Regions from separate parts of the Homo sapiens genome. Here regions 1 and 3 are each linked to region 2. The links are chromatin contacts, found by Hi-C or POLR2A ChIA-PET in ENCODE. All regions are on one chromosome and are shown on one strand. The core of a region is the stretch at or near the end of the contact, and the rest is flanking DNA. Distances in the headings are between cores, read along the strand shown.

Region 1 (4,497 bases), core at 1,736-4,235, 41 kb after region 2:
CAGTCTTCCATTCGAGAAATGTAACCATTGATAAAATCGTCTTGTTCAGGTTGGTCAATGTCAGAACTTCATACTTTCCCAGCACCAACTTACTGTCACTTCTTTAATTAGAATCCTTGGAAAATAAATGTGCCTGGGTGCTATCAGCAAATGAACATACCTTACAGCAGGGACTAAAAGTATAAAAATGAACCAAAGGGCTCCTTACTGTAGAAATGGATCTCACCTTTGATTCTCAAATGGGGATGATTTTGGCTACATGGGACATTTGGCAACACCTGGAGACATTTTTGGTTGTCACAACTGGGATTGGGTTGCTACTGGCATCTGGTGGGTGGAAGCTAGGGATGCCATTAAACATCCTAGGGTGCACAGGACAGCTCCCCCACCACCACTCCCCAACACACAAACCCCAAGAATTATCCAGCCCCAAGCGTCAACAGCACTGTGATTGAGAAGCCCCCGTCTCAACTAGGGAAAAACACAGGAAAGATGTAGCACTATAATCCTGGTGGTTTTTTAGGCATTTCGCTGCCATCAGAAGCAACATTTTATCTGCTGCCACAGGCCCCGGAAGCTGATAGTGCTCTCATAAATCTGTGTGTCTGATTCCCAAGTACACAGAGGCAGCCTTCTCAAAGGTTGGTTGGGTCTCCCAAGGAGCAGTAAAAAACTACTATGCAAATGCATCCCATGAGCTTACAAGCAGAAACAGTTCAGTCCTGGAGATACAGATATCCGATAACTGTTCTCTGAAGCCATTTAAAAAGCCTTTCCCTGGAGAAAGAAGAGGCCAGAAATGATTGAAATAAGGAAATCAGCAGGTACCACACCAGCTTGTCTGGCAAGTATGTGAATCTAAGGCCATAAGCCCCTGCCTTGGTGGAACGATGAAGAAGACTCCATGTCCATACTAAATTGTCCCTCAAAAAAAAAAAAAAAAAAAAGGCTAGGCAAAACTGGTGACCGAGGCAAGGCAAGGCTTAGATAGAAAAGATTAGTTATCAATGAGAGAATGGAAAGTTCTAGATGCACCTGATGTTATTTCCAGATATTGCCCACAGGAGCTTGAAGCATGTAGTTTAGACCTTAGATAAGCAGGAATCCACATTCCCAAGACACATTTCACCACTACCCCAGGTTCTTTCTTGGAATAGCCAGTTTCACCAAGTGTTCCTGTGTTTCCCTTCCATCTGCCTGTTTTTCCCAACCTCAGATGACAGGAATAGGCAGCTGCCCCTTGCCAAGCATTGGTGGGAGATTCCCAAATGTTCACCTGCTGCAGGGACAAGGGCAGGGTTGGACTGACTCCATAACTTTAGCTGGAAGCCTTGCTCAGGAGTGCCCCCTACTTGATGAAGGGAAAAGGTCAGACAAATGGTCTCAAAGAACTGAAAGGTAAGCAGAGAAGAGTGATTCTGCGCATGGTTCCAAATTATGGTCAGACCATGTTCTAAGATGCTTCATTGGGGTGCAAATTTAACAAAGCTGGGTCTATTTCGATTTTTAAAGTTATTCTATATCAACTAAAAAAAAATAGTACAGTGACCTAGAACAGAGACAAAAATAAGTGCTCATCTCTGAGGCCAGGCTGGTGGACACATTGGGGCTGCCTGGAGGCTGGAGGGAGAAAAAGTCTGAGAACTCCCCAGTGTAACGAAGAAGACTGGTGGTGGAAATGCTGCCTGCCTGGGCTGGGAGGGAGGAAGGAGTTTCCCTCTACCGCCCTAGTGTTCCTATCTGCCTTGCGTGCTAGAAACCCAACTAGGCTTTACTATACCTGTTTGTATCACAGAATTTCTGTCCAAAAAGATTTGAATCTATGATCAACATGAACCAATTCAGAGGTCAGAAAAGTAGTATTTTGTTCACCTCTATTAAAGTTTCCCTATTTCCAATCAAGACTCATTTAAAAATCCTACGTTTAACAGATTTTGAAATATGGCAGAACTTGAAGCCTAGCCCTTTGCAGGACTAATTCATACCAGTAAAGAAAATAATGTTAGTAAGTAGGTGCTTGTCATTGAAGCTGTTATTCACATTTTTCCCCCTGGGGGGGAAAAAAAAGAGTCAGGCTTTCAGCTACCTCTATTAAATTAGCCATCATCATAAGCATTATTTAGTGATTTTCCTCCATGGGTGCAAGGCACTCCACTAGGCAAAGTCGCTTTCTAGTAAAACTCTCATAATGTCCTCTGAGATAAGTATTGTACCTATTTTGTTTGTAATCAGTGAACTTCAGAACCTCATAGAAGCTAGATGATGTGCCTGAGATACCATTGGTAAATGGGTGAGCACTTTATTTCTACGTCTTGTCTATTGGATATGGAGGCAGATTTCAGGACTTGAAAGGAAGGAAAGGGGATTTCTGCAGGGTCTGCTTAACTAAACGGATTCATAAGCGAGATGTTGGTGGTGCTATTTCGTGATGAACCAGGTTGGAATCTCCTCAGAATTTCCTGAGAACAGCAATGGTAGAGATTTCCCAGCACACAAGATGGCGGGCGATGGAGACATGGAGAGCGTCAGCACACACTGGACAGGAGCAGAGAGAGGAGAGGAAGGGATGAGGATGACACACTGTGATCCAGGCATGTGTTTTTCTCAGCTCTCGTTTATAAGACTGTGTGGAACCCCTCATTAATAAATATTAAGATGGTACATGTCCATTTAATAAATGTTAATAACTCATCAGGTTTGCATTTTAAACCTCATGCCTCTAACAAATTGAACTAAAATAATTTAATTTAGTGGAGAGAACAGTAGATGGAGGGAAATGTGTTCTGAAGCCTCATTTTGGGTTTTCTTTCCCCAAAAGGGCATCCGGCCAGAATGAACTTCAAATATGAAGAAATTCCACAAATAATGCATTTTCTGTTCTTACCTCCATGCCCTTATTGAAAACACCATTCACTGTTCTTCCAGTAAGTTCCTTCGTTCAACAATCGGGCCACTGTCCCAGAGACTTGGCAAGGGCCTTTGACATCACCAACAGCAAGGGAAATGTTTTAACAGCTCCGTTAATACGGCAACAGAGGTTTATTGTTATCAAACAGACCCGTTAAGCCAAGCCACTGCGACTCCCACGGGCCCACCTGCTCTGCTTGGAAGACCCAAAGACTGACAGGGCCAAGTCTCTGCAAGGCTAAGGATTAGTTTCGTCCTTACGCGGGAGAGCAGGGACCACAGAGTGCAGAGATTTAGAGGCGAGAACTAGATTTGAGTCCAGAATCTGTGGATCTGTCACCTGTGGCAAATTGCTTCATATTTTTAAAGCTTCATGCACTTAGCACTTTGCCTGTTACACAGTAAACACGTAATAAATAGTAGTAGTTTTTACAAAAAATTTTAGAATTTGAGTTATTTTATGTATTTATTTTATGTGTTTACCATTATATATGCATCTTTATATATTTATAAATAAATTTACTTATGTATTTATAAATGTATAAAATATAGTTACACTTAAAATATTGTATATTGAAATAGTAAATATATTTTATATACTTATAAATAAATTATTTTATATATGCATACCTTTAAAATAAATCTTAAAAGTAGAGTTTGATAAATTTCTACACATATGAAGGTCACCCAGATCAAAATATAAAACATTCCAGCCAGACATGGTGCCTCACATTTGTGATTCCAGCACTTTGAGAGGCTAAGGTGGGAGGATCAGTTAAGGCCAGGAGTTCAAGACAAGCCTGGGCAACACAGCAAGATCCCATCTCTACAAAAAATTTAAAAAGTTAGTCAAGTGTGGTGATATGTGTCTCTAGTCCCAGTTGCTCAGGAAGCTGAAATGGAAGGGTTACTTGAGTCCAAGAATTTGAGGCTGCAGTGAGCTATGATTACACCATGGCACTACAGTTTGGTAACATAGCAAGAACCTGTCTCTAAATATATAATAATAAATATAAGTATATATTATATAAATAACCATATATAAATATATAAACATATACATCATGAACAATTAAATATAAATATATTTATATTTACTTACATTTATAAATATATTACTATAATATTTATAATATAAATATCTAAAATAATATAATATATAGATATATTTATTATATATATGTGTGTATAAATTTAGAGATGGGGTCTTGCTATGTTGCCCAGGCTGGAGCGTGGTATATATTATATATGTATAACATTTCCAGCACCCTAGGGCTCTATCATGCTGCTTCCTCATTATACCTGCCCCTCTTCCGAGAAAACAGTTTTCCTGATGTCTATCACCGTACATACATTTTGACTGTATATGTTCTCTGTCGTGTCTGGTTTCTTTCACTCAGTATTATGTCACAGTCTGTGTTGTTTTGTCTATCAGTGGGCTATTCTCTTTTACTGAACAGCATTCTGTCGTGTGGATACACCACAATTGATTTCTCCACTTCACTGCTGATGGACATTTGGGTTATTTCCAGTTTGGGGGCATTCTTGTACATGTCTCCTTATTTTTTATAGGGATAGAGTATGAAGTCT
Region 2 (4,121 bases), core at 1,336-3,835:
GGAGCTTAGAATTCTGGGCTCTGGTGAGAAGATGCTTTGTTCTGGCATCTGAGAAATGACGTGCAAGTGGGGAGCCACCCTCCACAGAAGGAGCCCTGTGACTCACGTGGAGCTCGGGGGGGCCCTTGAAGGACTTATGGTTTAACAAGGCCCAGGGGTCCATGAAAACCTCTGCAGAGGTCAGCCATCCTGAGCCTCCCCCTTAGCTGTCCCTGTTGTTTCCAGCCTTGTGAACCTATGGTGTCACTTCACTGCCTCTCTGAGCCTTAGTTTCCTCAGCCATCAAATTGTGCTGTTGCTCCCTGTCCCTTTCCTGTACATGCCCAGGAGATGAACATGAGATGTACAGGGAATAAACAGGAAATGCACATGAGATGCATATGAGATCAATGTCTTTGAAAGCGCAAATTACAAACTTATGGCAACAGTAGATGTTAAGATGTTATTAATCCCAGAAAGCTAACAGGCTGGATGCACATCAATGGCCCTGAAGCAGTTTGAGAATGGAGAGAGTCCGGCTCAGCTACCGAGCCTTACTCCATCACGAAGCCCAGAAGGGCAGGTAAACAACCTCCCCTCGAGGGATGCAGAGGGCCCCATGAGCTCGCTATATCCCCTTCCTTTCAGGATTTGGAGGGAAAATGCCTTCATTTTCTGTGTAACCAGCCTGAACTGAAACACATATCACTTTGTGCCAAGTTCTAGGGGCTTGAGTTTCCTTTACTGAGGGCACCACTCCCATGTGTCAGTGGGAACCGGATCAGCGGGAGCTTAGTGGTTTTACTTGAGGGGAACCTACAGGAAATAATTTAAGAAGATAATAAGGGGGATTTTTCCTGTCTAGAAATGAGGCCCATGAGTCTTTGCAAATGACATTACTCTCTGATTCAGAAATAAATGCAGGAAAATGGCCTCAGTTGTTTTGCCAAGTCAGTGCGATTGGCCGTAGACACTCTCAGATTAGTATGGAGCTTCCACGCCTTATACTTTGCCCAGGATCCGAGGCCCTGCACAACGTCCTGCCTGTCCTAATAATTCTCTTTCCCAGCATCCAGTACTCGCACACAGTCAGGATCCCTCCTGAGCCCACGCTTTCCTGTTCTCTCATTCTCCATTGTCTTCTTTGCCCCCATTAGATTTGCACAGTTGTTCAGAATTTCATTATCATCAGAACTAAAGTTATAAGCTAATGCCCACTGAGGTAGAGGGTACTTTGTGAGGTACCCTCCTCCTCGTAAACAATTTTTTTTTTTAAGAAACAGTTTAACTCAAAAGGGCAACTAGTTTTGAAATTCAGCATTCAGCTGTCTGCCCAGGAATTTGTAGGTGGGAAAAGGGATTGTTCGATACCTAGAAAAAAAATAATTAGGCTGAGCACAGTGGCTCACATAATCCCAGCACTTTGGGAGGCTGAGGCAGGGGGATAGCTTGAGGCCAGAAGTTTGAAACCAGCCTAGTCAACATGAGATTCTTTTCTGAAAAAAAAAAAAAAAAAAAATTAGCTGGTGTGATGACACATGCTTCTAATTCCATCAGTTTGGGAGGCTGAGGTGGAAGGATCACTTCAGCCCAAGAATTCAAGGCTGCAGTGAGGTATGATTGTGCCATTGCACTCTGGCCTGGGCAACAAAGCAAGACCCTGTCTCGAAAGAAAGAGAGAGGGAAAAAGAGAATGAGAGAGAAAGAAAGAGAGAAAAGGAGAGAGAAAGAAAGAGAGCGAGGAAGAAAGAGAAAGGGAGAGAGAAAGAGAGAGAGAGAAAGGGAGAGAGAAAGAAAGAAAGGGAGAGAAAAAAAAGAAAGGAAGGAAAAAAGAAGGAAGGGAAAAGGAGGAAAGGAAAGAAAAAAGGAAGGAAGGAAAAGAAGGAAGGAAAGGAGGGAGGAAGGAAAGGAGGGAGGGAGGGAAAAAGGAAGGAAGGAAATAACTAGAATAATGGTGCCTAGGGAAATATCTAATCCAATCTCTTCATTTAATAGGCCTAAGCCCAGTGACTACCGATTAAACAAATAAACTAATGAATGAGTAAATGGACCTGAAGAGTTGGAGTTGTCACTGAGATCACCTAGGGTTCAAGGCCAACACTCTCACTTTCTAGGTGAAGGAGCTGAAGCTTAAGCTACAACCTGCCCAAGTAAAATCACGATCAGTGACAAGGAACACTGAAGGTGGAGTCTCCAGGTCCCCAGTGCCCTTAGCAGATGAGCCTCTCCCACTCCAGTCACACCAGGCCCGAGTCCAGGGTGAGGGCCCCGCCTGGGCTAGAACCGGGGCTCTTCGCTTTTCTCTGCTTCTCATTGCCATCTGTATCACATTGCCAAGGCTCGCTTTGAAGCTCTGAGGGCAGCTTTCCTCACTCCCACAACTGACATGAGGGATGTATAATAATATCAGCCCGGGAGAGAAGCCCTCCCGGCCTGGTTCTCACGATTCCCATGTCCTGTGCCCTGGCCATCATCCTATCTCTGATCAGTATCCAGTAAACAGAAAAGAGCCTGCTTTCCACCATCACAGATTAAGTGACACCAGTGAGGAGCTACATCTTTCACTCTTCCTTTGAAATGAATCCTCCCTCCCATCCCTGCTCTTTGTCCCATGAGAGGAATGTGGAATGGGGGTGGGGCAGAGACTTCTTTTTCACATCCAAGCAGGGGGAAGTCCAGGCCCTTTTGCTGCTGAGAGAGCAGGGAGTGATGGAAAGATTAAAGCAACACTTCACTTTAGAGCATTTTCATCTTTATGGTTATGGTTTTTTAGCCCATGAAATGATCATCCCAGAGGGAAAACAACGCGACCCAGACATGCAGAATGTGGACAGCACTCCCTCCAGCAAAGGGGAGGGAGGTGCTGTTTTCTGCATTTCATATCCTGAGGCCATTTCCCCAAGTCATCATCTGCCTTTGAGATCCCTGATTTCTGAAATACCAAATCTAGGTGGTTACTAAGACCAGAACTTCAATCATTTCTGAAGTGTGGGGATGCGAGAGGAGAGCCCATTTCAATGGCTTTCAATCCAGTGGAAAGATGGAGGGAAAACCCTGAGCTAGACACACTTGTCCTGGTTCTCAGCAGCCGCTCACAGAGAGCATGGGAAAGCAATTTCAATTTCAGCCTGCAGTTAGAGTTCCCAAACTTAACTGGGTCAATGTACATTGAACCCACTTACAGTAACTTCCAGTTAAAGCACTACTTAACCTCATATGAAAACTCTGTTTCTTTGTGGTTCTCCCAGTTATCAACATATGGTATAAGAAGTATTGACCACAGGGTACCAAAGCATGATCAAGGCTGAGGGGAATATGCTTAAAGGCGGGGTGTGGGGTGGGCAGTGACAGGCACAGGTGGCTTTGCCCAGTGCATCTTAAAGTTGCTGTCTTTACACCAGGATGCGGCAAGAGTGCTTCCTAAGAAATGAGGCTTCACTGATAGAAAAAGATTTAGAATGGGGGACGTGACTGATTCTATATCTCTTTTTATTATTTTTTCCTTTATTTTTAATTTTTTCTTTAAAAGATGGAGTCTTGCTCTGTTGCCCAGGTTAGAATGCAGTGGTATGATCGTAGCTCACTGCAGCCTCAAACTCCTGGGCTCAGGTGATCCTCCCATCTCAGAGGGTTTTAGGGATGCAGTTAGTCTCCTGAGTAGCTGAGACTTCAGGCACCTGTCACCATGCCCAGCTGTTTTTTCACTTTTTGTAGAGATGGGTTCTCACTATATTGCCCGGGCTGGCCTCCAACTCCTGGTCTCATGCGATCTTCCCATCTCAGCCTCCTGAGTAGCTGAGACTACAGGCATGCACTGCCATGCCTGGCTAAAGATGCTGTATCTTTTGATGTTAAAATCACAGCTCAATGACAAGATTTTTCTTTCTACCAGACAAGTTTTCATCATGTGAACTGGATAGAAGAAATCAGTTCATTAGAGTGTATTTTTGCTTTATGTGACTTCTGAGCATGCTATGGGCTGATAGTGTGGTCTCAACTGGGAGATAGCCTGGTGTGCAGCAGTCAGCCCAGAGCACACAGCGACCACTCGGGGCCATTGTTTTCCTTTGATTTTCACTGATGGTTGTCAATGCTGGCTTCCTTTTACTTTTCCAGCGTCAGAACTTGTTGATTTTCGTCTG
Region 3 (4,443 bases), core at 1,169-3,668, 44 kb before region 2:
CTTTAATGCACAGATCCATCCCTACCATATCTAAGACAGCTGATGTCCTCAATCAAATGTGACAACTGAGGATATAGCCAAAAGAACGCATTGAGTCAGGTGACCCCCCTGGGCAGTGTGGACCCCATCATAGAGAGCTAAATGGGCTTTATGCGCTGGGCTCAACAGGACTTGTAGGAGCTTGTTTAAGATTCCCAGGAAGGAGACTGAAGCCTTGCAAATGGAAAATGGGATGGAGAAACAGGAGCCACATAGACATCGGTGTACAGTTCTTAAGTCTGCAATAAATAATAACCGCTCTATCTACACTGCCAGGCCCCAGAAGGTTCCAAGTCTCCTGAATGTCCCAGGGGCCTCTCCTTCCAACCTTCAGGAAGCTTTTACACCAAGATGATTCAGTTCTCCCTTTATGAAGGCAGCACAAACTCAGCTTCTTCTTAGAAGAGGCAGGAAATTGGGGATTCTCTAAGGGCACTTTTAGAAAATTGAACATAGAACCTTTTATTAGCGAATGCATAGTCGGCTTTAGCTCTCACATTCATCAGAAGCACTTCAGGGAGAGAAAATTAATGATAATCCTAAGTACATAATGACTTGCTGGAGACCAGAAGCCTCCACTCTGATGGGTCTGACTGGAGCTTTGCCCCCACAGTAATGAAAGATGCCGCCTGTGAGCTTGACCTTGGCTTGGTTCATGCTTCAGAGTAAAGCGCTGCAAAGTTGGTAGGGACTGCTTAATCTCTTTCCTGGTGACTGAAAGCAACTTAGATTGGGACCATTGGGAATAGTGCTGTACTTGGTTATTTTAAAAAAGACAGAAAGAAACTCTTTGCTTTCAATATTTCTTTCCAGTGTAAACATAAAAGCTCACAGAGCCCCTAGGAGAGTAGTACACAGGGCACAGAAAAGCAAGTTATTGTGCAAAAAAAAAAAAAAAAAAAAAAAGAAAAAAAAGAAAAGGGTGCAGCCTTCCTATTAAAAGCACATTGGTTCAGTAGTACAGCTAAAGACAGAAATCAACCATACCCAGCCTAGTGTGTCAGTGAAATTGATGCTTTCTATTTTTCAGAACATGAATTGTGCAGCTATTACCCAGCAAGACACTTAGAAGTGGCTTTGCAATGTCATGCCTTTCTCCTCGATGCTGACATGGGGAGTGATTGCTTTAATTCACTCCTGGGTACCTAGAACTTGGTTGGGTGGCTATTGTTCCCAGTAGAAGGTGTCCAGGTTCTTGGCATCTTAAACAAAGAATTGATTTGGACAAAACGCACAAACAAAGCAAGGAAAGCAAGAGTAGGGATTTATTGAGAAGGAAAGTACACTCCACAGTGTGTGGGAGCGGGCCCAAGCGTAGGGGCTCAAGAGCCCAGTTACAGAATTTTCTGAGTTTCAATACTCTAGAGGTTTCTGTTTAGTTACTTGGTGAATTTCTTTTTTTTTTTTTGAGACAGAGTCTCGTTCTGCCTCCCTGGCTGGAGTGCAGTGGCGCGATCTCAGCTCACTGCAACCTCTACGTCCCACGTTCAAGCGATTCTTGTGTCTCAGCCTCCAGAGTAGCTGGGACTACAAGCAGGTGCCACCATGCCTGGCTAATTTTTGTATTTTTAGTAGAGATGGGGTTTCACCAGTTTGGCCAGGCTGGTCTTGAACTCCTGACCTCAGGTGATCTGCCTGCCTCGGCCTCCCAAAGTGCTGGGATTACTGGTGTAATCACCAACCTGGCTGCTTGGTGAATATTCTATGTAAATGAAAAGAAAGAAGTGAAGTCACAGAGTCATTTACTCAGAATCTGCCCTATTGTAAATGGAGAGGCTGTTACTTGGAGTGTGTGGTCTATGTAAATGGAGAGGATGAATGTGAAGTTACAAAGTGTAAATGGCGGGACTGGAGAGGAGGAAATGAAGTTACAAAGCCATTCACATTCCTGTCATTGCTGAAGTGCTTTCATTTGATTTAGTTCTAGGAACTAAAGGTGTGGATGGGCCTTATGTTCCCTGCCTCCGGGCCCTATTCTCCTGCCTCAGTTATCACACATTAGACTTAGTTGTTATTTTTCTTTTTTCGATTCTCACTAAGGTGTAAATGTCTGATATCAGAGTTTGTTTTCGAAATTGGAGAGGAAAAGGGGGAAGACGCCTGTGTCTCACCCAGGCCCCTGAAATAGGAGCAAGAGCTTGGTGGAGTCCTTGGAAATTGTTTAAAGGGGAAACTGGAGGCAGGTAGAAGGCTTCACAGTTCTGTTAAAGTGGCCCTCACTGAGGTGTTGTGCTAGGAAGAAAAGACCTTGGGCATAACAAAGCCACATCCCAGACAGCCTGCAGCACACTCCTGTTGCCAGAGCTGGTGACTCACTATGACTATCCTTGTGGTTTCTGCTGGGCAGCTGGGCTGGGCCATTTAATGTTCATCATTAATTACTGTTGTCTCGATTCTTGTCATTAGAGTATCAACAGGTTTAAAATGAGCCTGAGTTTTTTATGTTGAGATCAAAGGCAAACCAGTTGGGAGATGGTGGGCAGAGGGGTAGGAGAGAGGAGGGCCGAGTAAAGGGTGTTTCTGGGATTTCCACTGCTCCGGGGTAGGGTTGACCCCACCGTGGTACAGAGACACCGATGGGTTGTTCAGCAACTGAAGCACCAGCTTCCTCAGAGTCACTCTTGCCAAGAGTCAGGCGATGGCTTTATCTGGAGCCTCACAATACTGGTCACTTACTCCTTCCAAAGGCGTGAGGCCTCTGAGGTTAGAGAACCAGCATTTCACAGAAGGGAAGGAGAGGGGAATGATGGAGACTTCACCTCCTCAGGGCAGAGTCCAGTGGCCAGATGAGTGGGAAGTCCTCTGATCCACAGCCCTTGCCCTCACTTCTTCTGGTTTCTGGAAGAGCACAAGTAGAGCTGGCCTGTCCCTCTTGAGTCATAACAGGGACCAGAGAACCTTTTGCTAAGGTTGTCCACTGTAGGTGCCCCATTCATGCCTCTGTACAGTGCCCACTTCTCCTTTCAGGAACTTGGGTGCTCTTGGACATGGCTCTTTCTTGGCCTGGTGTCCTTGAATCCCGCTCCCCCAAAAGCTTGTAAAGCTCTTTTGATGAGAATCAGGGGTCACCAAACTGGCTCAAGAGTATAACTGGAGTGAGGGGGCTGTGTGAGGATGGGAGCAGGCTGTCAAAGGCAAAAGCCATGCCATTTGAAAGGTAGCCATCTGGGTGCCATAGCACCTGCATTCTTTTAAAATATATATTTTAGGCCTGGTGCAGTGGCTCATGCCTGTAATCCCAGCACTTTGGGAGGGCAAGGAGGGTGGGTCATGAGGTCAAGAGATCAAGACCTTCCTGGCCAACAAGGTGAAACCCCGTCTCTACTAAAAGTACAAAAATTAGCTGGGCTTGGTGGTGCATGCCTGTAGTCCCAGCTACTCAAGAGGCTGAGGCAAGAGAATTGCTTGAACCTGGGAGGCAGAGGTTGCAGTGAGCCAAGATCATGCCACTGCACTCCAGCCTGGTGACAGAGCGAGACTCCATCTCAAAAAAATATATATATGTGTGTGTGTGTGTGTGTGTGTGTGTGTGTGTATAATATTTTGGGCTGTAATCAGTGGCTCATGCCTCTAATCTCAATGCTTTGGAGGCTAAAGTGGGAGAATCACTTGAGGCCAGGAGTTCAAGACCAGCCTGGGCAACATAGCCAGACCCACATTTCTAAAATAATTTTTTAAAAAATTAGCTGGATGTAGTGGCATATGCCTGTCATTCTAGATATTTGGGAGGCTGAGGCAAGGGGACCTCTTGAGCCCAGGAGTTTGAGGCCACAGTGACCTAGGATCACAACACTGCACTTCAGCCTGGGCAACAGAGCAAGACCTCATCTCTAAAAATATATAAATAAATACACAAATAAATAAATAAATATTTTATTGATATATAGTTTTATGCATAAAATAGATAGATTTTAAGTGTAGAGTTCTATAGTTTTGACAAATGTATCCAAATTACCAATACTCCAAAGAAGATCTAGGACATTTCCACCCCAAGAGTTTCCACCTGTCCTTCCCAGCTCCCCCATCCCATCCCAGAGACATCATTGTTCTGATTTCTGTTCTCCACAGCCTTTGTCTACCCAGGTAGACACTAGTGGTGGAACGCTTGCATCCCATACCCTCACATCATGGAACTAGCCCTCCACCCTCCCCCTTCTCTGCCAGGCGCATGTTGATACAGCTCTGAAGAGTGGAGGAACACCAGGTTCTTCGTCTGGAGTCAAATTAGATAAAACGACGCGGACACACTGGAGTGGTTTTAAGAAGCGGAGAGTTTAATTGGCAAGAAAGAAGGGGAAAGAAAGAAAGAAGAGGTCCCCTGTACAGAGACAGAGGGAGGAGGTTTCCAAAGCTGAGAGAGGGAATCCCAAGTGTGGTGGATACCAGCCAGGTATATGCAGAGGC

The links. Hi-C counts contacts between places; a loop is a spot of excess contacts on that map. ChIA-PET counts read pairs that join two places held with the same protein, here RNA polymerase II (POLR2A). Pooled maps may share reads with other maps.
Region 1: a loop to region 2 is called in a map of lower leg skin, with 9 times the contacts of the local background. The contact joins two enhancer-like sites. A Hi-C loop is called at or near these places in 4 of 168 maps with a recorded cell type or tissue (Caco-2, astrocyte of the cerebellum, endothelial cell of hepatic sinusoid and 1 more) and 1 of 50 pooled maps. POLR2A ChIA-PET finds 5 or more read pairs at or near these places in 3 of 52 experiments (BJ, OCI-LY7 and Panc1).
Region 3: a loop to region 2 is called in a pooled map of psoas muscle, with 2.7 times the contacts of the local background. The contact joins two enhancer-like sites. A Hi-C loop is called at or near these places in 1 of 168 maps with a recorded cell type or tissue (mammary epithelial cell) and 2 of 50 pooled maps. POLR2A ChIA-PET finds 5 or more read pairs at or near these places in 1 of 52 experiments (WTC11).

Annotation. Positions count from the first base shown.
Region 1 is chr10:29,242,651-29,247,147 of GRCh38, forward strand. No RefSeq gene overlaps it. Among named protein-coding and RNA genes, the nearest start is that of LYZL1, 44 kb to the right of the region's middle. Within about 2 kb of position 2,986, at least 2 of the 41 ENCODE cell types and tissues checked have a DNase peak (open chromatin) inside an H3K27ac peak, as active enhancers do.
Region 2 is chr10:29,201,791-29,205,911 of GRCh38, forward strand. No RefSeq gene overlaps it. Among named protein-coding and RNA genes, the nearest start is that of LYZL1, 85 kb to the right of the region's middle. Within about 2 kb of position 2,586, at least 2 of the 41 ENCODE cell types and tissues checked have a DNase peak (open chromatin) inside an H3K27ac peak, as active enhancers do.
Region 3 is chr10:29,157,878-29,162,320 of GRCh38, forward strand. No RefSeq gene overlaps it. Among named protein-coding and RNA genes, the nearest start is that of LYZL1, 130 kb to the right of the region's middle. RefSeq lists an enhancer at 1,569-2,244. Within about 2 kb of position 2,419, at least 6 of the 41 ENCODE cell types and tissues checked have a DNase peak (open chromatin) inside an H3K27ac peak, as active enhancers do.